Regions from separate parts of the Homo sapiens genome. Here regions 1, 3 and 4 are each linked to region 2. The links are chromatin loops, found by intact Hi-C in ENCODE. Cell type or tissue: heart right ventricle. All regions are shown on one strand. Each heading gives the region's core, and the rest is flanking DNA. Links, peaks and the distances in the headings are about the cores only.

Region 1 (7,798 bases), core at 1,948-5,947, 490 kb after region 2:
ATGGGATCAATCCAAATTGCCACACTTAACCATGTTACTGACTACATATATTACTCATCAAGACAATTATTCAAGTAAGTGGCATAATAGTAATCCAATGTACTTTGCATTATGAGTGAAGAAGAGACTAATTTTGACTAGAGGGGAAAGAAGGGATGGTCATAGCAAGATACTTTGTCAATCAGGAATGAGGGCTATCTTTGAACCCACAGTGGCTTGAACTCTATAGGTGCTTAATAAAATTTGCCGAAAAGATTACATGCTTAGAGACAACATTATAAAGAAAAGACATTCTTGGCCGGGCGTGGTGGCTCATGCCTGTAATCCCAGCACTTCAGGAGGCGAAAGCAGGTGGATCACCTGAGGTCAGGAGTTTGAGACCAGCCTGACCAACATGGAGAAACCCCATCTCTACTAAATACAAAAAATTAGCCGGACATGGTGTTGCATGCCTATAGTCCCAGCTACTTGGGAAGCTGAGGCAGGAGAATCGCTTGAACCCGGGAGGTGGAGGTTGCAGTGAGCTGAGAATGTGCCACTACACTCCAGCCAAGGCAACAAGAGCAAGACTCTGTCCCAAAAAAAAAAAAAAAAAAAAAAGAGACATTCTTGCTGAATTGAAGACTCAGAAGAGGCTGGGCACAGTGGCTCACCCTTGTAATCCCAGTATTTTGGGGGGCCAAGGTGGGCAGATCACCTGAGGTCAGGAGTTCAAGACCAGCCTGGCCAACGTGGTGAAACCCCATCTCTACTGAAAATACAAAAAATCAGCCAGGCATGCTGGTGCACGCTCATAATCCCAGCTACTCGGGAGGCTGAGGCAGGAGAATTGCTTGAGCCTATGAGGCGGAGGTTGCAGTGGGCTGAGATCATGCCACTGGCCACTGTACTGCACTCCAGCCTGGGTGACAAAAGTGAAACTCCATCTCAAAAAAAAAAAAAAAAAAAAGACTCAGAAGTAATCATAAGGTTCTACTTGCTATTCTCACATGTAATTGTGAGACTCTGCCTCCATTTCTCCATCTAAAAACAGGAGCTCATTTACAAGCAACATGACAAGAATTCAAGCAGTCATGGCTGTGAAGCATTTCTGCAGAAGGATATGCTATGTAAGTATGAGGTTGTTACTAAATCAAAATGAATGCCTTTGTGCAAAACTAGAAAGCACATTACATATTGTTCCTGAGTATTCCTTCCCAGTGCATTCAAAATATTCTCACATTCACAAGGTTAAACAGCACATTAAAAAATAGTAGGAGGCTGATGGCTGAGCTCAATTGGGAGTATCTTTCTTTGGTGTTAGAATGTTTGAAAATTATTTTGGGAAGACTATGAGCAAGTTATTTTGAACTTCTGGGGAAAAAAAAAAATCTGAAGAAGCATTCCCTTTGCCTAAAAGCAAAGGAGACATTTATTTATGCCTTTAGCAAATAAAATAGTTTGCTTACTACCAGTGTTTGTGGGCTGATATTCAACTCATCTTCTGGAAATTTTAAAAATACACATTGAAACTGAAAAAGTATTCTTTGAGTAAGGGTTTACCTGAAGTGCCCAGAACCATCCAAAATGATGGCACATTATATCTTTTTTTCTTAAAAATTTTTGGAATCTAATTGAAGATGCCTCTTAGAATATGTGGAAACCACACGTGCTATCTTGCATATCACTATCATTTCAGTTCTAATGTTATTAGGTGTTTAGCTACAGGCAAGTAGAATTAGGGCATGATGTGACAGACTGTAATGAGTTGCTGAGAAACTACATACTCTATCCCCAGGAAAACACATATTCTCAAAATTCTACACAATTTCAGGAATTTCATAGATGCCCCTACCCCAAATCCCATTCATGAAATCCTTAGCTTAAAATCCTGTGCACTAGAGCAATGTATTTTATAAAACCATATTCAGATGCCTGTGAAGCAATGAATGTGCTAGGCAATGTTAGGCGGTAGAAACAGTGATACACGTAGTCAGACAGGGTACCTAGAAGTCATGGAGCTTATAGGCTAGTAGGGGATATGGACATTTACCAAATAATCACACAAAAAGATGCCTAATTACAAACTCTGATTAAGTGCTATGGAGAGATATACAGTGTTGCACGTAACAACAGAATCTAAAGAAGTTACATTTTAGGGGGCATATAAACAATGTTGTGCAGGGGAGGTAGAAGAAACACATTATGGTAAAGGGCTGCAAAGGAAATAAGCCCATAATAAGGCCTCTTATAGGTTTAAGCTAGGACCTGAAACTTGTATACTTTATATGCTTTGAAATGAGACATACATTAAAGTGGCTGATCAAATTAAAACATTTTCCAGTCTTTGCCTACTAAATTGATAAAGATTTTTTAAAATTTTAATAGAACTAAAGAGAAAATATTTCTATATACTGATGTTAGGAGTATGCAGTTTAGGCCAGGCATGGAGGCTCACACCTATAATCCCACCCAGCACTTTGGGAGGCCAAGGTGTGTGGACACTTGAGGTCAGGAGTTCGAGACCAGCCTGACCAACATGGTGAAACCCTGTCTCTACTAAAAATGCAAAATTACCTGAGTATGGTGGTGCACACTTGTAATCCCAACTACTTAAGGAGGCTGAGGCAGGAGAATCACTTGAACCCGGGAGGTGGAGGCTGCAGTGAGCCAAGATCGCGCCATTGCATTCCAGCTTGGGCAGAGCAAACCTCCATCTCCAAAACCCAAAAAGTATACAGTTTAAACCACTGACTTTAAAAATGTACATAAACATGGATGCCGGACATGGTGATTCAACGATTGCACTTACAGAAACAAATCTAAGAAAACAGTAATGATCTTGCCAGCTTCTGATGAGATTATAAGAAAAAAAAAAGAAGAAATAAATTTAAAAAAAAAATAAAAAAAGAAAATGGTAATAATCCACCAGGATGTTAATAACAGCATTATTCACAAGATGGAACAGAAACAATGATTTTGTCTAACAGCAGGGAGTTAATTAAATTATGACAAGCCAGATTATAGAATAATATGCACCCATTAAATCAGAGTACTTAATGATACGGAAAAAATTCCTATTAAGTGAAAAAAGCATTACAAAACAGCATATATTATGAGCTCTATTTTTATTTTTGAAATATATTTATGCAGAGAAATACAAAATGTTAACAATATTATCTTAAAAAAAAAAAATAAGGCTGGGCACAGTGGCTCACACCTGTAATCCCATACTTTTGGAGGCCAAGGTGGGTGGATCGCTTTGAGCCCAGGAGTTCAAGACCAGCCTGGGCAACATGGCGAAACCCCGTCTCTATAAAAAAAATTAAAACAATTAGCCAGGCATGGTAGCACACATGTGTAGTCTCAGCAATTCGGGAGGCTGCGGTGGGAGGATTGCTTGAGCCCAGGATATTGAGGTTGCAGTGCAATGTGATTGTGCCACTGCACTCCATCCTGGGCGACACAGCAAGACCTTTTCTTTAAAAAAAAAAAAAAATCAGTTTTTGCTATTGGTCTACTCAGAATATTCCAGCACTTAATTTCACTATTACCATTTATTCTACTAGTCATTCTCAACTAATGAACATCCAAATTCTCTGCTAATTAAGTGCTTTTAAAAGTCACTTTTGGGCGAGATGTTCAAATTAAGCCCTGGGTGAGAGTGCCCTCTGGTGGTTTCCCAATAATGCTTGAACAAGAACTGTGTAGTGAGTTTTTCATGAAGCTAAATGTATTTAAATTAAAGAAGCATCCCACTTTACGAATTTTAAAATGTCTGCAAAACAGACAAATAAGTAGATCTTTCATAAAATGTTACTGATGGTGGATAACAGGTTCTTATCCCTGGGGGACGGGGGAGGAACAGAGGGCAGGTGATGCTGGTGATCACGGACTATGTGCTTATTTAGCAAAATTAAAAATCAGCAACCCATGAAAAGCAAAATCCCAGAAAGCACAGTGTTAATCTATACTTCCAGTAGAATAAAGTCAAAGTTAATTCTCCAAAGCACTGACACATAAGTATGTGGATGTGGGCATCTTGGGTAAATCCTTATTTAGCAGAGCTTTGTACTCGGAAGAGAAGAAAATCTTCATAATCATATTTTGATTTTTCACTTCTTTCTACATTTATAACATAGCTAAGAATTTGTAGAATTTTGGATATAAGTCAACCTGAAAGAAAACCAAACATTTTTCAAGAATACACCATCGACAAAGCTGGTAAATATTTCTGATTTATCAAGTTCAATCAAACTTGTTTTTTTAATCTTTCCAAATGAAATTTATATTAATGGAAAAAGTAAACCACTTAACAGAGGGTCACCATTATTAATTATTTCCTTTACTCTCTATTCCTCACACTTCACTGGCCACTTGAAACTTCTAGAGTTCCTTTATTAAAATAACTAGATCAAACAATAGACTTTGAGAAATTATTTTTCATATCAATTTTACAAATACTGTATCACAAACATTCTACAGTACAAATTTAAATAAAGCAACTTTCTACCTTATTAAAAGATTCTTCACCTCCTAAATAGAAACTGAAGGGGAAGCAATGCTATTAAGGATCATACATAAGCTAATAGAGGCAGCAGAATTATCTATTAACATTTTCCTAACACTATTCTAGTGACCTTAACATTTTAATCACAGAGCTGCAGCTGTTTGCATGTGTTCTAAAGCTAGCATAATCTTTAAGACAGTCAGGAAAAAAAACCTTCAAAACAAATTACATAATATTCTATCTAGAAAAATTTCCAGGAAAGCACATTCTTGGGTGAAAGAAAACCACCCCTTTGTCATTGTGATGCACTAAAAAAAAGCTTTGGAGCCTGATAGTTTGGCTCCTGGCTCTCCCACTTGTTTGGGTAAGGTTCGAGTCACTGTAAAATGTAATTATACTCCCTTTTCAAAGGATTATTTTGAGAATTTAATAAGAATTGATGGAAGGGGCCTAGCAGATAGTAAAACCTGATTAAAATATCACTAATTTAATTATTTCCTAGAAGCCAACTGAAACATCATAACATTTATTTTCTTGGTAGACCTTATGAGTTTATTCTCAAAGGCAATTAAAAAATCTCCTTCAGGAAAGCCATGCACATTTTTATTAATCATATTTATACTACTAACAATGCTTGGCTGATGATTAAAAATACTTAAATCACAGTAGACACACAAAAAGAGATGTTTCTCAACTTATCATAGGGTTACATCCCAATAAACCTACTATCAGTTGAAAATATTGTAAATTGAAAATGCTAGCCTGTCTTAAATATGCTCAGAACACTTACAGTAGCCTACTGTTTAGCAAAATTATCTAACACGAAGCCCGTTTTATAATAAAGTGTTGAATTTCTGATGTAATTTATTGATGTTCTACTGAATATGTATGGCTTTGGCACTATGGAAAAGTCCTAAATTGGAGACCGCACATAAATGAAACACTAAAATAGAAAAAGAAAAAAGAAAATAGGTTTCTCTAAATGAGAATGTCAAATCCAGAATTACTTTATATAAAAGTACACATTCTAATATATGAAAAGATATTTTATCATTATTACTTTACTATATATTACTGAATACACCAGACTGCATTTTCTCAAATGGCAAATGAGGCACATTTCTCTTTGATTCCCCCAGGAACCTCCGCATCATCTGTCTTTTGGAGGATTCAGATTCTTACGACATCTGTGATACCTTGAAAAGAAGAAAATACTTGGAATAAGATGATTTTAATAAAAATTATTCCTGATAAAAATCTAACTTCTATGATTATTTTGCTATTGGAACTATTTTTTTAAAAAATCAATGAAACTACGTATCAGCCATTTCTTAGTAATAAGCCACATTCTCCCATTGTGAAAATTTGTTTTCTTTTCTTTACCTAATCATTTTTTTTTTCTAGAGACTGGGTCTTGCTTTATTGCCCAGGCTGAAGTGCAGAGGTTATTCATAAGCTCAATAATAGTGTACTACAGCCTCAAACTCCTGGCACAAGGGCTCCTCCTACCTTACCCTGCCTAGTAGCTGGGACTACAGGCACACCACCACACGTGGCTAAGTTGTTGACTATTAATTAAATTAAGCATTTGAAATAGTTTTCTTTCATATCTTGAGGATAATTTCAACATGGTAACCCAGATGACTGATTCTGATAAAAACTAATGGTTTTTTGTCTTAGTAGTGAAGAAATATCACATCTGGTGAGATTTAGGCTTCCAAAACATAAAGAAACACCACATCGTGAACATGAACGTGTTCTGTTAAAAGTTTTATTTACAAGGGGCTATTGTCCTCTAAATGGAGGTCTCTATAAATGCAAAATCATGTTTTAATATAAAATAAAACTAGTAATATGTCTGTGGAAAAATGTGTAATGTCATGCAAAATGGAGGGACTGCAAATCAGAACAGTGAGGAACCTTTTGTTTTTGAGATCACAAACATGTTAAAAATCATAATGCCCAATCCAAGCACAGGTGTGGTGAAATTAGCAGTATGAGACCCGACTGGTTAAAAGTATAAACTTTTACTTCAAAATACTTTTGAAAAGCAGTATGATAAGATGTATCAAGAAATATTCATAATTTTTGACCTAGTAATTCCTCTTCTAGCACTCTGTCCCAAAGGAATATAGAAAAAGTAGTTAAAATATTAAGGAAGAACACAGGAGAAAATTTACATATACAGTATGATGATAACCATGTAAAAATAGGCAAACTAACAAAACTTATGTATAGATATAGAGAAATGAAATGCATTGTCAGCAGTGATAGTTTTTGAGTGATTTCACCATGGAGAATTCTTTTTGCTCCTCTGCATTTCCTTATTTTCTTTACTGATTTAAGAAACATTTCTGCACAGAGTACATGTGTTTTTGTGATGAGTTACGTTCAAAAATTTCCTTCAGGTCAGATTTTGGCAAGTTGGTCACAAGTTAATTTTTGTTTTCAATCTTTTGCTAATGTGGAAATTCAGTTTTATACTATAAATGGTAAGACATGTACCCTGTGATCTTTAGTTGTTGTGATTAAGATATCTAAAGCATTTTTTTGCTTCAGGTTTCATATGGGCAACTTCCTGATACACTGATTTTATTTTTGAAAATTTGCAAAATACAGGAATTAAGTTGAAATGAACGAAGTACAGCTGTCTATACTAACATGGAACAGTAAGCTGTCAAAAAATACACACAGTAAAATACCATCTGCATAAACATTTCTACATGTACTTATGTTGGCATACAGAAAATTCTGTTTTTTTCTAAAAGGTTCCATTGACATACCAGATAATCAAGGTTGTACTAGTACAATAGTGTCTCTGAAAGGCATTCTCTCAAAGCAGGGAGAACGGTCATCAGAATAGTGGTTCTAGAAGGAGTTTGGGAAGTCATTAACCTCTTGAAATTATTTGTAAAAATTTTGAATAGGTGTTTCTCTGGGCAGTGGATTCAAAACTTTTATCAGACTCTCAATGAAGTATGAGACCTTCAGAATGCTAAGAACTATCCATTAAAAGTGTCATTCAGCATACACTGTTCAATTATATTTACTACTCAAGACTGAAAATGTTTGAGACTCTGATAGCCCTAAATTGAACAAAGTCAAGTTCTAAAATATGCTCAATAAATGTCAAATAGCATTTACACATATCTTATCATGCATGAATTTTAATGTGCACTACAATCACTAGCCAAAAGCAAGCACCTTAATTTTACGATGACCTTATTCTATCATCCAGATTGGGAACCTTGCAGACACTATTAATTAATACAAGAGTTAAATTGAGATTGCTCCTGGCAAACCAAGTTA
Region 2 (7,798 bases), core at 2,342-6,341:
GAGCCATAATTCTTGGTTTAGGATCCATCACCCAACCCATGATTTGGAGCCTATTCAGACTCAGGCCCCACATGAGTTTGAGCTGCTATCACTACTGGGGAGTGTTACTTCTCCAATTCACTGTCATTCCTTGTCATATATATTTCAAGAACACTTACATAAAACACAAAAGAGGACAGCTCAGCCTCTGGAGGTGACTAGGTTCCTGTGTGGAGTCCCAGGCTGTGTGGATCAACAAAAGCTGGCCCTTATCCTGGACATCTGGAAAGATGCAGGAGAGAGGGACAGGAATTGGGTCTAAGGCAAAGTGGCTGAGCCAAGGAGAGGCAAAGTCAAAGTCAGCCCAGGATCTGGGCAGGGTTGAGGGGTGGTGTCGGGGGTGAGTAGTTTCCCCAAGGCCAAGAGGTGCAGAAAGGGAGAGTGTTTTACAGATGTCATGTGGTGTGTCACGGTCCCTGAATGCTTCTAGAAAGCTACACTAGAAAGCAGGGGTCCCTGGTTGTTAATATAAAACATATTACTTTAAATTTATACTGTATATTTATTTTTCAGCCAACACCTAATCTTATCTTTGCTTTAGTCCAGTGGCTTCCAAACTTTTGCACTGAGACCCACGGAGAACCTTTTACATCTCAACCCATTACACACATCTATACACTCTTAACTGAGATACAAGTTCAATAAAACAATATGTATTGTTATTACATATGATATCCTCTGATATTTACTTTGCCTTCCCTTGCATTCCCCTGCCTTCCCTTGTATTTTTTTTGTTTTTGTTGTTTGTTTTTTTGAGACAGGGTCTCATTCTGTTGCCCAGGCTGGAGTGCAGTGGTGCAATCTCGGCTCACTGCAAACTCTGCCTCCCGGGTTCAAGCGATTCTGGTGCCTCAGCCTCCCAAGTAGCTGGGATTACAGGTGTGTACCACCACTCCTGGCTGATTTTTAAAAATATTTTTAGTAGAGATGGGGTTTCACCATGTTGGCCAGGCTATTTTCAAACTCCTGACCTCAGATGATCAGGCCCGCCTTGGCCTCCCAAAGTGCTGGGATTAAAGGTGTGAGCTATCACACCTGGCCTCTGCTCCTATAGTTTTAAAGATACTGATTGTGACCCACCAAGTTCATCCCATAACTTACTAATGAATTGCAACCTGCAGATTGAAACTCTTTTTCATTCCAGTCAGTATAGCTCCTTCCAACTGCTATGGCCACCCCAGCATAAGCACCATGCTGTTCCCACCTTCTGAAGCAAACCCAGGGCAGCCCCAGATCTGCTGCCCTACCTTGTCCTTCTGTTTGTCCTTCCCTCCTCACCTCTCACAGCCACTCCCTCTCAGCCACTTTCCCCCATCTCGCTTTCACTTGATCTCTCAATTTTTGAGAGATAGAACAAAAAGCCATTTCCCAAAATATGGTAAGCATACCTGTCCTGGGGCCAAGACGATTTTAGGGACACAGAGATGAACTTATTCTCCTTTTGCTAGTTACAACCCTCTTTTTTCCAGTTGTCTTCTATACGTAACAAGTGATGCTGGTTTTCTCTTTAGAAGAAGAAAAAGTAATTGTAGCTAAAGTTTATTGAATACTTGCCATATGTCGGGCACTATTTTCAGAACTTTACATATGTAAACTTGTTTAACCTCCACAACAATCCTATGAAGCCGTTGCTAATATTATTATCACCATTTCACAGATGAAAAAATCCCAGAGGCACAGGGAGGTTAGGAATTTGCCTGAGATCACACAGCTGGTAAGTGGAGGGACCAGGAAGTCTAGCACCTTAGAAGAAAGTCAACTCTAGAAACAGCATTGAGTCAAACTCTCATTCTACCACTTTCTAACTGTGTGAACTTAGGCGAGTTATTCAGCCCACCTGTGCCTCAGTTTTCAAATCTCTGCCTCAGTTTCCTCACTGAATCTAACACATCATCAATTTATATATCACTAAAAAAGATTTAAAAGTATAAATTTAATCATGACTGGCTGGGTGCGGTGACTTATGCCTGTAATCCCAGCATTTTGGGAAGCTGAAGCAGCAGAATCACTTGAGGCCAGGAGTTTAAAACCAGACTGGAAAACATAGCAAGACCCTGTCTCTTAAAAAAAAATTTAACCATGACTTACAGGCTTTCTTATCAATTATTCATCCTGATAACAGAGAATGTTAAAATATAAAAAAAAGAACATCTTAGAATCAATGAAATATAATAATACTACATTGTAGGATTATCAAGAAGAGTACATGGATCTAGCATTTATTATGGTGCCTGGTACGCGGGAAGTTCTTCATCCATGTTAGCTCTTCTGGTTGTTACAATGGTTGTGCCTATTTGAGAGGGGAAAGAGTTGCGGCACAGAGAGAGTACATTCTCAGGTTGCCCTGGTAGGAAACTGGTGGTCCCCAGATCTAGCTGAGGTCTGTAACTCTCTTGCTGGCTGGGGCTGCCTGTCTCCAAGTCGGGTGAGGCCTGGCTTGTGTCTGAACACCAGACCAGTGGGCTTTCATTTTGCTTTATGTGCCTTCACCAAGAAGGTGGGTGTGGTGGCTCACGCCTGTAATCCTAGCACTTTGGGAGGCCGAGGCACGTGGTTAGCCTGAGCCTGGGAGTTCGAGACCAGCCTGGGCAACATGGTGAAACCCCGTCTCTACTAAAAATACAAAACTAGCCAGGCGTGGTGGTGTGTGCCTGTAATCCCAGCTACTCAGGAGGTAGCTGAATCGCTTGAATCTGGGAGGCGGAGAGTGCAGTGAGCCAAGATTGTGCCACTGCACTCTGTTTCAAATAAAAAAAAAGATCTATTGAGCCCATTTGCCTCAGGACCTTCCAGGTCTTTGTCATTCCTGTTTCCAGAGTCCTGAAGGTCATAACCATGGCCCACATTCCCCCCATTCCCAGGGGAGTGTCTAGACTTTCTGACTCAAGACAAATTACCAAATGTATAAATGCCCATTCCGCTTAATGACTTTACTTCCACTTTTCACAGACTCTCAGATGTGGCTAGAAATAGTCCCAAACCCTGCAATCTTTCATAGAGCTGAGCTAAATTAAGTGGGTAGTGTTCCTCCAGAATTCCTCTCCCAAGCACTTAACACTGATGTACGTCCCTCCCTACTTTGCTCACAGAACAGATGTTTGAAGAAACGTCACTTGACTGTGAAGAAGGAAAAAATGTTACTAAAATGTGGATTTCCACACCCACCCCCATACATAAGTTCTTGGATCTACTGCTGATGCACTCTTTATGCATATTTATTCAACACACGTACTCCTCCACACATGCACACACATATATGCAATGGACTCCCTACCCTCACCATTCACATGAACATTGTCACAAGGATTTTCTAACTTATATTTTTAATATTTTTGCTCCATAACCACGGCTTTGAGCTAATTGTTTCACATTTTCTTAATGTACACCAGAAATGGCATTTACATCTCAGTCTAGCAGCAGGTTCACTGGCAGGCAAGGCAAAAAGCACAAATTTAAATTTGGTCATAGCTAGACGGCAGAGCCACAGACCCCTGCTTAATTTCTGGTGTCCTTGGCCGGCTGCCTGAGAAGGAACTCTGTCCGCTGGGAACTCAGGCATTGGATGTAATAAGCACTGACTTCCACATTATAAGACTAAAGCTTTGTCGTACAGAGAGCACTAGGTCTTAGGCGATGACTTAGTGCCTTAGATTCCCATATTAGCACAAAGGTTAAACCTGATACTATTAATTGCAACCTTTCCAGATAATTATTTTCTCCTTTACCCTGTTGGGACCGCTTGTGTTCTCCGAGAAAACTCCCTGGGGTGAGCTTTCCTTACTTGCCACCTTCTTTTGTCTTCAGGGAGAGTGAAAACGAGGCATGGTGCAGCTCGGATCAAGCGTTTGCTGTCTCCTGCCTTTTTACCATGGCGACACGACACACCGAGCGCACTTTGAGAGCGAGAACTGTCCTCTAGAGGGAGAGACAGGAACACACACTGGAGGCTGAATGTTGTCTGTATCATCCCCAGTAGTTCTGAATTGTCATACTTTGCGGGAGGACCCTGGCTGGGGGCCTGCATTTTTTTCTCTGTGACTGAATCCTCTCTTGCTGGCTCTGTCACAGTCAGCCACCCTTCGCTGTTGACTGGTCCTCATACATCCATGAGAGCCTTGGGAAGGGACACACTCTTTCCTTGGCTCTTCCCTCTAAACGGCAACACAGGCCCTCCAGCTCCCAGACCAAATGGCTAATGCTGGGGCTGAAAAAACTGTACACCAAAATGAAGGCCTCAGAGCAGCCACGGAAGCAAAAGTTTTTCTCTGATCTTCTCCCGCCCTCCCCTGCAACCCAAGCCTAGCCATAAAAACTAGAATCCCTCTTCCCCCAAGGCGAGGCATAGAAACCAGAACCCCTTTTCCTGAAAGCCAGCCAAAACACCTAAAAATATTCCATACAAAAACGGGCCAGAAATAAATGATCTGACCTACCTTGTTTGACTGTAGGTCAGAAGACACCCATTGCAGAGAGCCCCCATTCCAGAGAGGGTAAAAGTCCCCATACCCAGAAGGAAGGAAAGCTACACAGGGAGACCAAGAAGAACCTGAACAGACAGGCCTTGTGGAGTCTCCCTGCTCAGTCTATTCACAGTAGATCAGACCCTTTTTGTCCAATCATATTTCTACGTGGCTGTCCATACCTTGTTGAACCTAAGCATAAAAATGGACAATTTTCCTTGTTTCTTTGGGTCTTCATTCTGAAGCCTCCCATGTATACATGTGAAATAAATGTGTGTGCCTTTTCTCCTATTCATCAATCTGCTTCATGTTAGTGATCTTACAACAAACCTTTAGGGGACCAAGGGCCTCAGCCCCCACACTAATCTTAGAATCATAGGTTGAGGCTGGCTCCCACCCAACCACCAACTGACATCTCTGAGGCCAGGGTGAGCTTACTCTTCAACACCAGGAATCATCAGGCTTCTCCATTTCATGCAGGAGAGACCCAAAGCCCTCTCCCAAGCCCAGGAAAAGGGAATGATTTGTTTTCCTCTTCACATCTTGTAAAACTGAAACTCTATACTCATTAAACACCAACTCTCCATTTCCGTCTCCTCCAGTCCCTGGCATGCATCATTCTACTTTCTGTCTATGTGGTTTTGACTACACTTATACCTCATATAAGTGGAATTATACAACATTTATCTTTTTGTGACTGGTTTATTTCACTTAACATAATGTCCTCATATGTTGTAGCATGTCAGATTTTCTTTTCTAAGACTGAATAATGTTCTATTGCATGTATACGCCATATTTTGCTTATCCGTATGTTGATGGACACTTACCAAAGACACGTTTTTTCATTGAATTATTTTCAGCTTCAGAATTCTAAAGATCCAGTCTATCCCAGGAAACTCCATTTCATATGTATTTTTCAATGATTAACCAATACTTGTTTAAAACTTGCAATTTTTACTGAATATATAACCTGTATCTGTCCTTTATCATCTGACATTTTTCTACTATGTAATTTTCGTGAACTGTTTAGTGTCCCATTGTGGCCTATCAGCCAGAATGGTCTGGGTTAAGCTGTAGTAACAAATAACCCCAAAATCTCAGTGACATAAAACAATTTTTAATTTCTTGCCCACTCTATGTGTCAATTGCAGATCAGTTAGGGATCGGCTCTGTGACATAATGTTCTCACTCCAGGACCCAGGTAGAAGAAAAACTGACCATGGGAAAAAAAATTATACATTGGCTCTTTTTTTTTTTTTTAATTATACTTTAAGTTTTAGGGTACGTGTGCACATTGTGCAGGTTAGTTACATATGTATACACGTGCCATGCTGGTGCGCTGCACCCACTAACTCATCATCTAGCATTAGGTATATCTCCCAGTGCTATCCCTCCCCCCTCCCCCCACCCCACCACAGTCCCCAGAGTGTGATATTCCCCTTCCTGTGTCCATGTGATCTCATTGTTCAATTCCCACCTATGAGTGAGAATATGCAGTGTTTGGTTTTTTGTTCTTGCGATAGTTTACTGAGAATGATGATTTCCAATTTCATCCATGTCCCTACAAAGGACATGAACTCATCATTTTTTATGGCTGCATAGTATTCCATGGTGTGTATGTGCCAAATTTTCTTAATCCAGTCTATCATTGTTGGACATTTGGGTTGGTTCCAAGTCTTTGCTATTGTGAATAGTGCCGCAATAAACATACGTGTGCATGTGTCTTTATAGCAGCATGATTTATAGTCCTTTGGGTATATACCCAGTAATGGGATGGCTGGGTCAAATGGTATTTCTAGTTCTAGATCCCTGAGGAATCGCCACGCTGACTTCCACAATGGTTGAACTAGTTTACAGTCCCACCAACAGCATAAAAGTGTTCCTATTTCTCCACATCCTTTCCAGCACCTGTTGTTTCCTGACTTTTTAATGATTGCCATTCTAACTGGTGTGAGATGGTATCTCATTGTGGTTTTGATTTGCATTTCTCTGATGGCCAGTGATGATGAGCATTTTTTCATGTGTTTTTTGGCTGCATAAATGTCTTCTTTTGAGAAATGTCTGTTCATGTCCTTTGCCCACTTTTTGATGGGGTTGTTTGTTTTTTTCTTGTAAATTTGTTTGAGTTCATTGTAGATTCTGGATATTAGCCCTTTGTCAGATGAGTAGGTTGCGAAAATTTTCTCCCATTTTGTAGGTTGCCTGTTCACTCTGATGGTAGTTTCTTTTGCTGTGCAGAAGCTCTTTAGTTTAATTAGATCCCATTTGTCAATTTTGTCTTTTGTTGCCATTGCTTTTGGTGTTTTGGACATGAGGTCCTTGCCCGTGCCTATGTCCTGAATGGTAAAGCCTAGGTTTTCTTCTAGGGTTTTTATGGTTTTAGGTCTAACGTTTAAGTCTTTAATCCATCTTGAATTGATTTTTGTATAAGGTGTAAGGAAGGGATCCAGTTTCAGCTTTCTACATATGGCTAGCCAGTTTTCCCAGCACCATTTATTAAATAGGGAATCCTTTCCCCATTGCTTGTTTTTCTCAGGTTTGTCAAAGATCAGATAGTTGTAGATATGTGGCATTATTTCTGAGGGCTCTGTTCTGTTCCATTGATCTATATCTCTGTTTTGGTACCAGTACCATGCTGTTTTGGTTACTGTAGCCTTGTAGTATAGTTTGAAGTCAGGTAGTGTGATGCCTCCAGCTTTGTTCTTTTGGCTTAGGATTGCCTTGGTGATACATTGGCTCTTAAAGTTTCTGCCTGGATGCCACATTGTATTTCCTTTCACATTTCCTTGGCTAAAGCTAGTCACATGGCCTCACTTAAGCTAAGGTGGGAAAGAAATGAAATCCTACTATGTGTCCAGCAGGAGAATTGGAAATATTTGGTGGACAGCACTAATGGTTACCATATATGAATGTAATATAATAAAGGATTCCCTATTTTAGGGCATCTAAGTTTTTTCCAATTTTTCCTTAAGCTGAGCAAATTTGTGGATATGTATTTTTTTAAGATGTCCATGGAAGTATACAGAATTTCAGGTGGAATGTTAGTAAAACCAGCCATTTATGTTGAAGTGGTGCAAATCTTAAACAAATTATAAGTCTCAAGCAATGATAATGATTTTGAGTCGTGGCATCCAGCATTGCTCCAAATACCAACAATCCAAAGTAAAACAGGCAAAAAAAAAGAGCCAGAATATTTAAATTTTCTTCTTAGATTGCCTAAAATCTGTTTATCTATTGTCTGTTTTTTTATTGTTAATAATGAATATTCTGTATCTTTATATAGGAAGATTCCCAATATT
Region 3 (7,798 bases), core at 2,250-6,249, 84 kb before region 2:
CAGGCAATTTTAAACAGCGAAATCACCAACGAAATGCACAAACGTGAAAAATGTGACGCTAAATATTCTGCGAAAAGGACACATTTATAGTATGAGAGTTGAAACAGGAAGGCAGAGCATTGCCTTGTTTAACCTCAGCTGGGGACAAGTGTATCAGGAGGATCCAGTTTTTTGACACTCTGAACAGGTGCCCATCCAGGAATGACCATGAAAGCACCGTGATTATTGATTTTAGGGTCACAAATGCATTTTAGTGAGTAGGCAAATTTGCAAATACAAAATCTGTGAACAAAGAAGATAGACTCTACTTTAATCCTTTCTTTCCCCACCCACCCCATTCCTCTTCATCAGCAACATTTCAACAATCTCAAGTGTTTGTTAAAACACAAAAACAGCAAAACACTATCTCCCTTTACCTCCTGCTCCCCTCCAATTACTGTCTTATCTCTGTGTCTCCTTAGACAGCATTCTTGCCAGAGGACATCATGCCTCCACCTTGAACTCCTCACTGTCCCCGGGTGGTCTCACCCATTCCCATGGTTTCAAATAGACGAACTATGGGCCAATGACTCAAATCTCAAGTCTTCATCTTGAACTCAAGGCTCATATCTAGCTGCTAACTGCGCATGTCCACTTGAAGGTCCCCACAGGCCTTCAATGTGTCCACATCAAGGTGTCAAAAGCTGAGCTCATTACCTGCCTCTCAAACTTCTGCTTCCTGGATTTCCTGAATTAGTGAGTGGTACCACCTTTCATCCAAGTTAGAAACCTGGAAATGAGATTTTTTTCCTCCCTTTCTCACCTGATCACAGAGTCTGCAGGTCTGCCATTCTAACATCTGTCCATGCCTAATCATTCCCCACTGCCAGTACCTTGACTCTGTCTTCTTTTATCTTTCACCAGAATTATTGCAATAGTTTTCCAGCTTGTCTTTCTGACTTTGATCTTGTCTTTCAACTACTCTCCTGAGAGTGATCTTTCTAAAGCTCAAATCTTATTGTGAAATTGCCCTGCTTAAAGCCTTTCAACAGCTCCTCATTGTCCTCAAGCTAAAATACAAACTCGTTATCATGGTTCTCCATCTTTGTGATCTGTGATCTGAATGGCATTTAGAACTCCTGCTGAATCTCTCACCTCCCGTTTCAGGCCTGGCCCCACCCCTTGGGTTCATCTTGACTGCAGTTTCCTGAAAACACTGCTTGCTCTTGCCCTCAAAACTTCGGAAGAGCTGGTTTCCTCTAAAACTCTCCACATCCTTATCATCCATCTGCAAACCTACTCAGCCAATTTAGATGTTGCTTCCTCCAGGAAGTCCTCCCTGATGTCCCCTATCCCAGATCAGATTTTCTCCTATGTATCTCTTCACCATGCCCTACCTACTCTTATTGCAGCATGTGTCTTGCTGTCTTGTGCTAGGAATCTACCATCTCTCTTTCCACCATTATGCTGAACACTCCTTATGTGTAGGGAACAGATTTTGTTTATCTTTAGGCCCCAGTTCCTAGAAAAGTTCCTGGTATATAATTGACAGTCAATAAATATTGGCTGAGTGAATACGTGCCTGTATCTGGCTCCTATTTTGGACTTCTTTCTCTTGAAGCTCCTTTAAAAACAAAACTACATAAAACAATAAAAGGACATTAAAAATTACTGTCTTTCTGCCAGGCACGGTGGATCACACCTGTAATCTCAGAACTTTGGGAGGCCAAGGCAGGAGGATCAGTTGAGGCCATGAATTCAAGACCAGCCTGGGTAATATGGTGAGACCCTGTCTGTACAAAGAATAAAAAAATTACCTGGGTGTGGTGGATTGTGTCTTAGTCCCAGCTACTCAGGAGGCTGAAGTGGGAGGATTGCTTGAGCCCAGGAGTTTGAGGCTGCAGTGGGCTATGATTGCGTGACTGCACCCCATCCTGCCTGGGTGACAGAGTGAGAACCTGTCTCAACAACAACAACAAAAATACTGTTCTTCATGAAAAGTATTCTAAGTCGGTGGCTTCCTTCACCTAGCCTCATGTCTTTTTCCAAAATAAAAATAACCCTGCTGGGAATGTTAATAGCTAACTTACCGAGCACTTGACTGTGTGCCAGGCACTTTACTATGCCCTTTGCATGTATAAATCATTTAATCTTCATGACAACCCTACAACTAGGTGTTACCCTTGTCCCTGTTTTACAGGTGAAGAAGCTGAAGAACAGAGTAATTTGCCTAAGGTCATAAGTCTCATACATGGTAGAATGTCCATTAATACTATCAATCCAACCAACACTACATAGATAGAAAACAATGTTTTATTCTTGTGAGAGCTTAAGAACCTGAAATTGTCCAACTGCTCAGAAATTGACTGGCTAGCTGTATTTGGACAGGGGAACTTGTATATTTCTGGGTCCTTTAGGTATTATGATGATTCTAATTCCTTTTCTCTTTCTCTTTGTGAATTCTTACAATAAGGGGCTGAGTTCCTGGGAAGTGGACCCAATAGTGCCAGGAATCTGATAGCATGTTCAGAACCAGCGTGTGCAAACATCCCCCAGAGGCCAGCTGGCTGAGAAATTCTGCTGCCACTGCTCTCTTGCTAATTTATTTTCCATTCACCTTGATCCCTTGTCCTGTAGAAATGTATTTGGGCACAACTAAAAGCCTCTTTCTTCTCACATCTTATTATATTTTTTCCACTTTGTGCCCCACCTGTTTTGACTCAGAGCTGCATGAGGAACCTGGGATTCTCAGGAGATGAGAATCCCAGGTTCCTCTATGGATGAGTGTAATAGTAGCTGTAGTAGTAGTAGGTGTAATAGTGTAATAGTAGGTGCCGTTTATTGAACACTTACTGTGTGCCAGCCACAAGAATTCCTTATAATTATTGAATTTAGTCCTATTGAAGTAGGTATGAGTATCCATTTTAGAGGTGAGGAACCCAAGCCTCAGATGGCTGAAGCGAGCTGCACCACATCTGTATTAGTTCCCCTTGCTGCTGTAACAAATAACACAAATTTAGTGGCTCATAACAATGCAAATTTATTCTTATGATTCTGGAGGTCAGAAGTTCAAAATCAGTCTCAATGGGCTAAAGTCAAGCCTGTGCAGGACTGTTCTTTCTGAAGGATCTAAAGGAGGATGTTTCCTCTCCCTTTTTCAGCTTCTAGAGGCCACTGCATTTTTTGTATTCCTTCCTCACACCATTCCAACCTCCACTTCCATCATCACATCTTCTCTAACTCTGACTCCCCTGCCTCTCTTCGAAGGACCCTTGTGATTATATCTGGGCCATCCAGATAATCTAGGATAATCTCCTCAACTCAAGATCTTTAATGTAATTACATCTGCAAAGTCTCTTTTTCTGTGTAAAGTAATCTATTTATAGGTTCCAAAGGATTGAGACGTGAAGCTCTTTGGGGGACTATTATTCAGCCTACCATACCATAAAGCAGAACTAACATTCCACTAGAAAGCCTACAGCCTTCAAAAGTGATTTTTCTTTAGTGAAGCCCTCTAAACGTATTAAATTCTATTAAATACAAGTCCCAGGTTTGGAAGGGGCCATGTGTTTTGCCTCTATATCTTCTGCAGCTAGAACAGGAATTCTTAGCACTGGCTATATGTTAGAATCACCTGGAGAACTTTTAAAACCTACTTAAGCTAGGATCTACATAAGATCAATTAAAATCAGAATCACTGGAGGTGGGGCTTGAACACTTGGCAGGTTAGAGCATGTCTCCAGGTAGTTCTAATAGGCAGCTAGCTTTGAGACCCATCATGCCAGAGAGAACTGCTGGCAAACGCTTACAACATGCCATGTTCTGGGTCCAAGGAGGAAAAGCTTGGCTATAAAGATGAATGGCAAGAAAATAAACTGGGAAAGCCATTTGTCCCTGGTTTAGTATCCTTGCTTGTGCCATTTCCTAGTTGCATGAGCTAGAGCAAGTTACTTGATTTCTCTGGTCTTTTTTCCATTACTAATAGCTCCCAAAAGTTGTGCAATGACTAACTGAGATCATGAATGAAGAGCCCTTAGCTGAGTGCTGTTAGGTCCCAATAGAGGGCAGTGCAGCCTTTTTTGCATCCCGCCCCCACCCAGCCTTCGGAACAGAGGTTCCTAATAATAGAATTCTCTTGGCTTTAATTTTCCAGCTCAGAGAAGATTAAATTTGCCTCCTTCTTGGTTATGTCTGACTTTCACTTCCTTCTTGGTGTTTTTCTCCACATCTCCCATCTGGGGGTCCTTCCGCACCTTTTAATCATGCTGAGTCTAGGGGGCAGCTGGAAAGACTTCTGATCTTCCAGGCTGCTTTCAGAAGGTCCCAGAATTCCCAGGATGTTACTAGGGTTTCTTGATTGATGTCAAGCAATTAAGCTGTAAACTGCAAAGGGTGACTTTCCTCCCTTAGAAGGAAATCGCTCATGGTATGTGGTTGGGGATGGAGAGCTGAGTTTTCCTTTGGGCTGATACAGTGAGAAGTCTAAAACATGGATGTGGTGGAGAAATGTTTTTAATGGAAAGAGTTCCCAGGGTTGGAAGGAAATGGAAGGAAGCGGCCAAGCTACTTCCTAGTACTGATTTGCTAATGTTGATAGTGCTTGGTGCTTCTTCTAATTCTTTGCTGCCCTCCTTTGCTTCTCCTAGTTCTTGAAGGTATTAGGAAGGGCAAAAGAGATGGAGATGATTCAGCAATTGGAACCGAGCACATTTGGCCCAGCAGGCTGTGCCTCTGACTGTGGGGCCAGGTTAATAGCATTAATGAAAAGCGTTCCCAATTGAGCGAGGGAGCAGGGCTCTGGCAAGGCCACTTTCCATTAGGGACTGCCAAAGCTGATGTCACTGGGAACTTTTCATTTTTCTCTCTCCCTCTAACTTTTTTTAGATGCAGAATGATGGAATAATTCTACTGTCTTGTTTTGCCAAACTTGTTTCTCATCATTCAGGTATATCTGTTTTTCACAAAGTCTATTGTATTACCCAATTCAGTTTTTAAAGATTATTTCTATGTCCCAGCCCACTGCCAACGAGTCAGCAGGCATTTAGCAGACACCCGCTTTGGCTGGGTAGTGAGGTGGAATAACGAAGGGTGCCCAGGCTTGGCGCCTGACGCACAATCATATTGGGAATGTCAGATTCATACGCACAGAATAACGTGGGTAGATGACTGTTAGGAGCGCCCTGAGCAGCGGGAGGTCAGTGAGAACTCTGGTCAGGAAAGACAGCGTGGAGGAGGGGAGCTTTGAGGGAGGGCATTTCAGATGGGGAGACAACATTGGTGGGGGTGGGCAGAGTGAGTCCGGGGGAGTTAGGAAAACAAAAGTAATAATGGCAAAAATAAGAATGTTAACTAGCTGTCCATGCAGGTACCTTGGGCCCCAGATATATAGATCACCTCAGCACAAGCACATGCTCCACACTTTTCTCAAGGTTTCTGTGTCTCCCAGGTGAGGGAGTGTTGCTTTTCTAAAATCACCCCGGGCTCCAGGCTCAGGCTTTTGCACGCCGCATCTCTGTTCCAACTCATTCTAGGGGCCAGAGAAATGTCTGATGATCATGGCATCCAAGTATGGCCTCTTTGCCGATAGCACTTGGTTCTCTCTCTCTCTCTCTCTCTCTGTCTCTCTCTCTCTCTCTCTCAAGATCCTTGGGAGAAATCTCTGGTCATTTCACAATAGACCACAGGATCAGAGAAGAAAAGGAGTCGTGTTTTTTAAGAAACAAATCTCCAAGTGCTGCTGGTCGTTCTTGGAAATCCCCTGCCCTCTTCCTCTGCCACATGCTCAATTTATTCCAAATGGTTCTGGAGCATCTATGTATCTATAAAGCTTACTGTACTTTTAAATGGATGGAGAAATGCCCAGCTGAAAACTTCGGGAGTGGATGACCAGCTGGTGGGCCTATTATCTGGGCTAAAGAGATTGCAGGCTGAGGATATGGAAACCCCCACTGCCCATCTGGCTTGTGGAAGCATCTGAGTCCTGCTGAGTCAATGTGCCGTAAGAACTTCAGGTCCTGCTTCAACCAGAACAGGCTGTCCCCTGGGCGCTCACCCAGATTGTTACGGCAGGTACAATTGCTGATTTGGCCCTAGTGATGGGTTGGCTGTGGGAGAGGAGCCTGGGTCAGAAATGCTGGCATTGAAAAGCAGTGAGTCCTCAGCTTCGTGGCATTTAGTAAAGTACCAAGAAAAGCCAAGACTGGGTGTTCTGGGGGCATAGGAGACAGGTGGAAAGAACATTAGAAATTTATCTTTAGACAAAAGACTCTACATTAAAAATGTCCCTTCAGAAGGGACGTGTGTAACAATTTATATTGCCTATTTAAAATTCTGTCAAGTGGCCTTACCCAGCTATTTTTAATGGAACACAATGTGCCACCCATTGGGAATATTCAAACATGATGGATAAGGCCAGTCATTTATATTATAGGTTGGCACCTATGTGAATGCCAAGAATCTATGGGCACTTAAATAATTATCCTTTATCTTCTTTTTTTTATCCCATCAAACTTAGTTCCTGGACCAGCAGCTCCAAACTTTATTATGCTTAATAATCACTTGGCTGGTTGGGAGGTGGGGAGGGAGAGACTTGGGCTGAGGTAGGACCCAGAATTCAGTATTTCATTAAGCAACCTTAGGTGATTCTGATGAGGGAAGTCCACGAACCACACTTTGGGACACAGTGGAAGGCGAGTGGGATTATGGCTTATGCATTTGAATTTAATAAATATTGTAATTCATGACCTATGACACCTTAATTCCCATGCTTTCTCTAATTTGATCCTCCTAATAACTCCATGAGGTACAGGGTCAGATGCTGTTATTTGTATTTTGTAGTCAAAGACTCTAAAGTTCAGAGAGGTAGTGATCTGTGATTGACAGCTAGTAGAGACCCAGGTGTTCAGGCTCCTCGTGCAGTGCTCTGGCAGCCCCTCCTGCCCCTCTTTCAAGCCCCACGTGGTCTACTGTGTGATGTGCTCAACATTTCTTCCCATTTCATTGTTTATGTGCTAAATTATGGGAGGGGGAGAGGAAAAGTTTCCCTATTCTAGTGTTCTAGAACTAAATCTTAGCTAGAGTGAGAGGGTGCTTAATAAATGTTAAAAGGTCTAGTCAGTTTAGTCTGGGGAAAAAGATGTATTAAGCCAGGTGAGAAGAGGGGCTCTGGATCACAAGGCTCCTACTTGAAAGGGGGCAATACCAAATAAAATCACTTAAGCCAGGAGCAGTGGCTCACACCTGCAATCCCCTCACTTTGGGAGGCCGAGGCGGGAGAATCGCTTGAGGCCAGGAGTTTGAGACCAGCCTGGGCAAAATAGTGAGACCCTCTCTCTGCAAAAAATACACAAAAATTAGCCAGGTGTGTGCCTGTAGTCCCAGCTACTCGGGAGGCTGAGGTGGGAGAATTGCTTGAGCCTGGGAGGTCAAAGCTACAGTGAGCCATGATCGAGGCTACAGTGAGCCATGATCACACCACTGTACTTCAGCCTGGGCAACAGAGTGAGACCCTGTCTCAGAAAAAAGAAAAAGTAATTGAAAGAACTGCCGCCCACACACCCACAGTCACACACAAGACCATACCCCAACTCAGGAACTGTCAGACTCTTAGAAAAGAGTCTAATGGTCGAAGAAAACTTTTCTCAAATGAGACCAAGCATAATTAAAATGTTGGAAAGTGACATGCTATTCCCAAGAATGATCAATTGACCAGAAGCTGTCTAGAAATTGAGAAAAGAGCCATCAGGAAAGGAACACAGAACTGGGAACAGAGGACCATGTTCTAATTCCAGCTGTGCTCATCAATAATAACAGCTGCCAC
Region 4 (7,798 bases), core at 1,354-5,353, 110 kb before region 2:
TTGAATAAACACGTTAATTGGTCATACCTAAGATAAACGCTACACAGGAAAAACAGAGACTTCTGGAGGAGGCTGCAACAGGGAACCAGCTGAAGTCCTCAGCTGAATCTCAGGCATCCTTTCCCTCCTAGAAGCTCTCTTCTCACTTCCTGCTGCTGCAAACTGATAAAAATAATAGCCTCCCAGAAGCGGATGGTGAGTCAGTGCATTCAAGGCTGCACATCCCCAGGTGAGGTAACAAGAGTCAGGGTCTGGCTGAAATCTCCTCTCCCCGTTCGCACTCCTGGGCTGAGTGCCACTCGGCAAGGCGTGAGCCATTTTGCATGATGAAGTCCACATTACAGATTTCTTCTGACACCTGATGACTAACAAGGTCTGAAAACAACAAGACACCTCTAGGCGCTGCATCCTCCTCCTCCTCTTCAGTGTTTATGGAACACCTCCTAGGTATTGGGTGGGTGTTTTGTGCCAAGGATGCAAGCAAAACATTAGAGACAAAAGGAGGAATAGAATATGCCAAAGGCCAAGGAGGGTATGAACTAGTGGTTCCCAGAGTTTGAGCTTTTATGAGCAGCTAAAAGTGAGAGCTTTATTAACTAGGATCAGACATTGATAATTAGGTCAAAGGATAAAAGAGGTTCAGCCTAACAGTGGCCTAAACAAGACAGAAAATAAAAGTTTATCTCTATCATGAGAGTCCACAGTCCAGAGTCTCACTGAGTAAGGGAAAGGTGAGGGTGAGCGCTTTGCTGCCCTTCCTGTGATATTCTCAAAGGAAAGACGGGGGAGAAAGAGGAGACTCACACAATCCATTCTCCACCCCGCAGCTGCAGCCTGCGTACTCTTTGAAATATGTCATTCAGATCGTTATCCTGCTTCTCATCTTCCTGTGGCTTTCCATAACTGGCCAGAAGCCCTCCCACAACCCCCACCGCCCTGCCTGCCTCCACCACCTGCTCCTCGCTCATCGCACTCTGGCTGTAGCGCCTGCCTTCTTTCTGCAACTTGCACACGCCAAGCTCTTCCTAAAGCTATGCCTATGCATGCACAATGTCCTCTGGTTGGAAGGCCCTTTCTGCAGCTCCTTCTATGGCTTGTGCATCTCCACCTTAGGCCTTAGTTCAAGTATCTATCACCTCCTCAGAGCACCCTTCCCTCAAGCCCTGGTGGGCAGTGGCTCTGCCACCTACATAGCCTCATAGTCACTCCCTCTCTCATGTTCCTGATTATGTCTTTTTCTTTTAAGAGACAAGGTCCACTCTGTCATCTAGGTTAGAGTGCAGTGCATGATCATAGCTCAGTGCAGCCTTGAACTCCCTGGCTCAAACGATCCTCACACCTCAGCCTCCTGAGTAGCTAGGACTACAGGTGTGTGCTACCACGCCTGGCTAATTTTTAAATTTTTTGTAGAAATGGAGTCTCACTGTGTTGCCCAGGTTGGTCTCTAACTCCAGTCCTTAAGCGATCCTCTGACCTCAGCCTCCCAAAGTTTTGGAATTACAGGCATGAGCCACTGTGTCAGGTCCCTGATTGTGTCCTTGATAGGATTTACCACAATCTGAAGCCATCTCGTTTGTTTGCTTGCTGGCTCTTTGTAAGTGTATGACCTCCTTGAGTAAAGGAACCTTGTCTGTCACGCTCACTTCTCTAGCCCCAGTGACCAAAAAGATGTCTGGGAACGGTGTCACACATGCTCTGCAAATTTGTGACAGATGAACTGAATAGGAAAGAAGGATAAATTCTTTCCAACTCTGTCAAAGATGCTGTTCCATGCTCTAACTGAAGTCAGAAGGTCTGAAGTCTGAGGTTTGTTGAAGGCTTTCACTGACTTAGATAAATCTAGTATGGTAGTAAAGTTGGCGTGTTCCACAACAGATAAGCCATAAGCTGAGACATTTATATCAACTCTTGTGTCCCAGCTCCATCCCCAACACACCAGGAGCTCCAGTATTTAAAATATGCTTTTCCTAAGAGTGAGAGGTTTGAGATTTCACATGCCTGAGTCATCTTCATGGCAGACCTGACTGGGGCTCGTTTGCATTATGTGGAAATGATCTTTGGGGGTGTGAGGCTGTTGATGAAAGAAAGCCTTTAGCATCTGTGTCTTTTTCGTAAGGCTGGAGCACCCACTGGCTTTGTTCCATATTGAACAGACATTTAGAGACATCCTTTTTTATTTTTTTATTTTTATTTTTGTTTTTTGAGATGGAGTCTTGCTCTGTCATCCAGGCTGGAGTGCAGTGGCACGATCTTGGCTCACTGTGACCTCCGCCTCCTGGGTTCAAGCGATTCTCCTGCCTCAGCCTCCTGAGTAGCTGGGATTGCAGGCGCCTACCACCACGCCTGGCTAATTTTTTTTATTTTTAGTAGAGACAGGGTTTCACCATGTTGGCCAGGCTAGTCTCGAAAGTTTGACCTCAAGTGATCGGCCCACCTCGGCCTCCCAAAGTGTTGGGATTACAGGCATGAGCCACCGTGCCCGGCAGGAGACATCCCTTAATAAACCTGGTTTGACCGAAGAGTTATCTCTGGAGAGGCTTTTTTTTTTTTTTTTTTTTTTTTTCCCTGACAGCATTCTTTTGTGATCACAGAAAACCTCCGAGGCTATTCAGGAAAGAGGGGCCAGCTGACTTGCTGGCGCTGGGAGAAATTAACCCCCATCATCAAAAAGACTTTCTATTGCATATTGTAAAATTTAAAAACTCTCGGGGAATACTGTGACCCTGTCTTTAAAACATGCATCTAAACAACCCAAATGTCAATTGATATGAATGAATAAACAAAATATGGTATATACATACAATGAAATATTATTTAACCTTAAAAAGGAATGAAACGTAGATAGATGCTATAACATGATGGAGTTTGCAGACATTACGCTGAGTGAAACAGGCCATATGCAAAAGGACAAATACTCCACGTATGTGAGATACTGACAATGGTCAAATTCATGGAGACAGAACGTAGAATGGTGGTTAGCAGGGTGGAGGAGAGAGGAATGGGGAGTTATTGTTTAATAATAATATGAGGTATGAGGTTTCAGCTGGGGGTGATGAAAGGGTCCCGGAGTAGATAGAGGCAATGATTGCTCCAAGTGCCTCATAGGAGTGGAATCATACACTATTTGTCTTTTTGTGATTGGCTTATTTCACTTAGCATGATGTCCTCAAAGGTTTATCTGTATTGTAGCATGCTTTAGGATTTGCTTCCTTTTTAAGGCTGTCTAATATTCTTGTATGTATACTTCACATTTTATTTTTTCTATTCATCCATCTGTGGGCACCTGGGTTGCTTCCACATTTTGGTTACTGTAAATAAAGTTGCGATGAGCTTCACGTCCGTGCTTTCAGTTTTTTGGGGGTATGTACTCAGAAGCAGAATTGCTTGATCATATGGTAATTCTATTTTTAGTTTTGTGTGGAAATTCCATACCATTTTCCACAGTGGTTGAATCATTTTACATTCCTACCAGCAGTGCTCAAGGGTCCCAATTTCTCTGGGGTCCTCATCCTTGCCCACACTTGTTATTTTCTGTTTTTTTTTTTTTTGTTTTTTTTTTGTTTTTTTAATAGTAGCCATCCTAGTGTATATGAAATGGTATCTCCTTGTAGTTTTGGTTTGCATTTCTCTAATGATTAGTGATGTTGTGCATCTTGTCATGCACTCACTGGCCATTTGTATATCCTCTTTGAAGAAATGTCTTTTCCAGTAAAATGGTAAATTTTATGTTATATACATGTTACAACAATAAAAACAATCTGAATCTCTTTTTAAATTTTTTTCCACTTTGTCTACTGTTACTGCACCAGTTTTCAGAAATCATACTTGAATTTCTTTTTAATGTATGCTATCAGTTTTACTTGAGAGTACAAGTTGGTTTCAATCTCAGCAAAAGGTGCATGCATGTGTGTGTGTGTTAGAGTATAGGAGGATCTAGGTTATAACTGTGTATAAAAAGAACAGGTAAAACCGAGGTGTTAAAAACTGAGGTGGAGAGGAAGGCACCCAGCTGCTGGGCTGTTCTCCTTATTTCCTCCACATGTGGATTTTGGAGAAAATTGCAAAAGTCCTATTTCAAAAAATTCAAAGTCCAAGGTACAGGGCACCTAACATTAGTACATTTTAAGTGTTAAACTTTAGGTAAAGGTGAATATGATGGTTAATATTAGGTGTCAGCTTGATTGGATTGAAGGATGCCTAGATGGCTGGTAAAGTGTTGTTTCTGGGTGTGTCTGTGAGGGTGTTGCCAGAGGAGATTAACAGTTGAGTCAGTGGACTGGGAGAGGAAGACCCATCCTCAACGTGGGCGTGCACCATCCGATCACCTGCCAGCATGGCTAGAACAAAGTAGGCAGAAGAAGATGGGATAAGCTGGCTTGCTGGGTCTTCTAGCTTTCATCATTCTCCAGTGCTGAATGCTTCCTGCCCTTGGACATCAGACTCCAGGTTCCTCAGCATTTGGGCTCTTGGACTTATACCAGTGGTTTGCCGGGGCCTTCGACCACAGACTGAAGGCTGCACTGTCAGCTTCCCTGCTTTTGAGGCTTTTGGACTTGGACTGACCCACTACTGGCTTCTTTCTTCCCCTGCTTGTAGATGATCTATCGTGGGACTTCGCCTTGTGATTGTGTGAGCCAATTCTCCCTAATAAACTCCCTTTCATATATACACATATCCTATTAGTTCTGTCCCTCTGGAGAACCCTGACTAATACAGTGGGTGTACAAGCATTTGCCACCTGTATGATTATAAAAGTGAAATTCATTCATTCATTTCAAAAATATTTATGAGCACATGCTGTGTCAGGCACTGGGAACAAAAATGAATTAAGCATCACCTCTCACACTCCAAAAGCAGGACTGGTTACATAATTTGTAGGGCTCAGTGCAAACGGAAAATGTGATGCATGTTAGAGAATCATTAAGAATTTCAAGGCAACAGCAGCAGAGAATTAAACCAACCACAAGGGCCTTCTAAGTGTGGCGGTGGGGTTTGTGGGGCTTATAAAACTGCACAGGTCTCAGGCCTGTGAAGCCAGCCCTGCTCCAGTGGTCAGATGGGTGGCAAAAATGCTGGAATCAGTCTGTTGACAGCCTTGGGAGAGGAGCCCTGGACAGTGGGGCTCACAAGCCTTGTCCAAGGGCTTCTCATTGCCACAAGTACATTGCATCTCCCTTTGATTTAAGTAGATCTCTTTTACCTTTGAACATACATTGAACACCTGTCTATGGCAGTTCAGTAAATGTTCTTGTTGCCAATATCCTCGTACAATCAGATTATAATCTTGTATTATTCAATATTTGAAGTCCCATGTCTACTCACCCTCATTCTTCTCCCCAGTAGCATGCCAGGGAATTAGTAGGTGCTCAACATAAGTTGACTGTTGAACAACATGGGCTTGAACTTACAAATTGTTAAGTTGTTAACAAACCCATGTTATTCAAGGGTCAACTGTATATTGGTGGGTCCACTTGTACATGGATTTTCGTCTGCCTCTGCCACACCTGAGACAGCAAGACCAACCCTTCCTCTTCCTCCTCCCGCTCAGCCTGCTCAACATGAGGACAATAAAGTTGAAGACCTTTATGATGATCCAATTCCACTTAATGAATAGTAAATGCATTTTCTCTTCCTTCTGATTTTCTTAATAACATATTCTTTCTCTAGCTTACTTTGTTATAAGAATATAGTATATTGTACTGATATGGTTTGGCTCTGTGTTCCTACCCAAATCTTATCTCAAATTGTAATCCCCACATGTTGAGGGAGGGATCTGGTGGGAAGTGATTGGATCATGGGGGGCGGTTTCTCCCATGCTGTTCTCATGACAGTGAGTGAGTCCTTATGAAATCTGATGGTTTAAAAGTGTTTGGTGGCTCTCCCTCACTTTCTCACTCTGGTTCCCCCTCACTTTCTCTCTCTCTCTCTCTCTCTCTCTCTCCTGCTGCCACGTAAGAGATGCCTTGCTTCCCTTTCCCCTTCCATCATGACTGTAAGTTTCCTGAGGCCTCCCCAGCCATGTGGAACTGTGAGTCAATTAAATCTCTTTAGTTGATAAATTATCCAGTCTCAGGTAGTTCTTCATAGCAGTGTGAAAATGGACTAATACAAATACAAATACAAAATATGTGCTAATTAACTTTTCATGTTATTGAAAAGGCTTCTGGTCAAGAGTAAGCTATTATTAGTAGTTACGTCTTTAGGGGTCAAAAGTTACATGCAGACTATTGACTGCATAGATAGTCAGGGCCCCTAACCCTCACATTGATCAAGGGTCAGCTATATACTTATTAAAAGCTTTAATATTTCATTCTGAATAAAATATGGGTAGGATAAGGATGATGATGGAAGCTGATTTACTACTAGGAGAAATATAATTATGAGAACTACGATTTACCTACTATTACTGGGCACTGAGTTAGGTGCTTCATAGAAATGTTCTAACTTAATTCTTACAAAAAGCTTATAAAATAGGTAGTTTTGTCTTCATTTTGGAGATGAGAAATTGAGGTTCAGTGAGACTGAGGAACTTGCTTAAGTTCACATAAGTTGTCAGTGATGGAACAGGGATTCAAACCTAACTCCAAAACCTTGGGAATTTCTAAGCTGGTAGGCCCTGTCTTCCTGTCCCCAGCTGCAGACCTCTATGCTTTCTAAAATTTGATGAACAGAAATTGTTCTGAACAGTGAAAAGCACAAGTTTTCCATCTTGATGCCATATTTGGAAATGAGTGTTATAATTTCTGAACATAGAATAGAAAATTTCAGGAAGATAGTATTTCAGTGTGCATAATAACAGTACCTACTCTAACTCTAATTTGATTACAATTTATTGAGCAACTACTAAGTGTAGGACACTGCTACATACTGTGGGAGATACAGGATGAACAGACAGAGAAATGGCCCTCAAAGAGAAGAGTAAGACAAGCACACAAATGGATAGAGCAGAACAGGAAATTGTGCGTCCACATCACGACACCCAGAGAAAGTATGTTTGCCTAGAAAGATCAGGGTAAGCTTCCTGAAGAAGATGGCATTAAGGGTTGGCCTTGAACGATGGCAAGATTCTGGTAGAAGTGGCTGGGGGCTGTTCATGCAGGAGCAAGGAGAGGCAGCATGGTGCCTCTCATTTGGAGAGAGGGAAGAGCAAGCCACACTTAGGAAGGTAAATCAGGTCTACTTCATGGCAGGCCTGGGACGACTGAGGCACTTGTACTCAATTCAATAAGGAGAGCCTTTGACAAGTTTTAACTGAAGAAAAACACGATAAAAGCTGGGCACTAGGAGATGGAAGCTGGCAGCTGTGGGAGGGAAGACAGAAAGTCAAAGCTGAGAAGGAAGACGTGAGGTCAATTCAGGTGAGAGACAGTGATGACTTGAACTTGGGTGGGCTGAAGGGATGTTTTATAGACCTATGAAAAGATGTTTTTCCATTAAAACAAAAGAAAACCCTGTGAAGCAGAGATCACATATATGCAAAATACTCTTCTGTTCGATGGAGTTTTTGGAAGCGAGTCAATTTCAAGATACCATCGCTATTATTCAGCCTGAGGATATTTGCCTACAATTCTTGTTGGCTCCTGTGGGATCTGGCTCTCCTTGACTCCTGGCAGCAGCCTCGGCTGTCAGGAAAATAGCCATTGCACAACAAGGCGGAACCCACCGTGTGTTAAACCTCTGCAGTTATGTGGCTTCCTCTGGAACATTCCACCCTGCTTCGGCAACCAGACAGTTCAAAATGCGCAAGTATTTTAAGTAAGAGATCATTTACACGGGGTAGAAGATCAGATTAACCCAA

What was found. A loop is a pair of places that touch in the nucleus more often than their neighbours do. Peaks named below come from ENCODE experiments on the same cell type or tissue, not always from the same donor. Only the 100,000 strongest peaks of a DNase experiment are listed, where the experiment ranks them.
Region 1: a loop joins it to region 2, with 2.9 times the contacts of the local background. A loop is called at or near these places in 15 of 110 quality-filtered maps.
Region 3: it touches region 2 in a loop (10-fold over the local background); 27 of 110 quality-filtered maps call a loop at or near these places.
Region 4: a loop joins it to region 2, with 3 times the contacts of the local background. A loop is called at or near these places in 26 of 110 quality-filtered maps.

What each region holds. Positions count from the first base shown.
Region 1 is chr12:93,499,063-93,506,860 of GRCh38, reverse strand. It overlaps MRPL42 (mitochondrial ribosomal protein L42), which reads right to left. Exons shown (of 6, transcript NM_014050.4): 6 at 1-5,685. The coding sequence ends at 5,640. Among named protein-coding and RNA genes, the nearest start is that of MRPL42, 35 kb to the right of the region's middle. In heart right ventricle, for the core only: a CTCF peak has its summit at 3,646 (motif pointing left); a DNase peak (open chromatin) is centred at 3,642.
Region 2 is chr12:93,987,405-93,995,202 of GRCh38, reverse strand. The region is part of intron 2 of LOC105369912 (a long non-coding RNA gene); the gene reads left to right. Among named protein-coding and RNA genes, the nearest start is that of PLXNC1, 160 kb to the left of the region's middle. In heart right ventricle, for the core only: a CTCF peak has its summit at 3,958 (motif pointing right); a DNase peak (open chromatin) is centred at 3,962; H3K4me3 peaks cover 560 bases; H3K27ac peaks cover 1,178 bases.
Region 3 is chr12:94,071,721-94,079,518 of GRCh38, reverse strand. No RefSeq gene overlaps it. Among named protein-coding and RNA genes, the nearest start is that of PLXNC1, 73 kb to the left of the region's middle. In heart right ventricle, for the core only: a CTCF peak has its summit at 4,012 (motif pointing right); DNase peaks (open chromatin) are centred at 4,068, 4,738, 5,028 and 6,018; H3K4me3 peaks cover 777 bases; H3K27ac peaks cover 3,195 bases.
Region 4 is chr12:94,092,881-94,100,678 of GRCh38, reverse strand. No RefSeq gene overlaps it. Among named protein-coding and RNA genes, the nearest start is that of PLXNC1, 52 kb to the left of the region's middle. RefSeq lists an enhancer at 1-98 and a silencer at 1,872-2,166. In heart right ventricle, for the core only: no CTCF peak of the experiment used is centred there; no DNase peak of the experiment used is centred there; H3K27ac peaks cover 386 bases.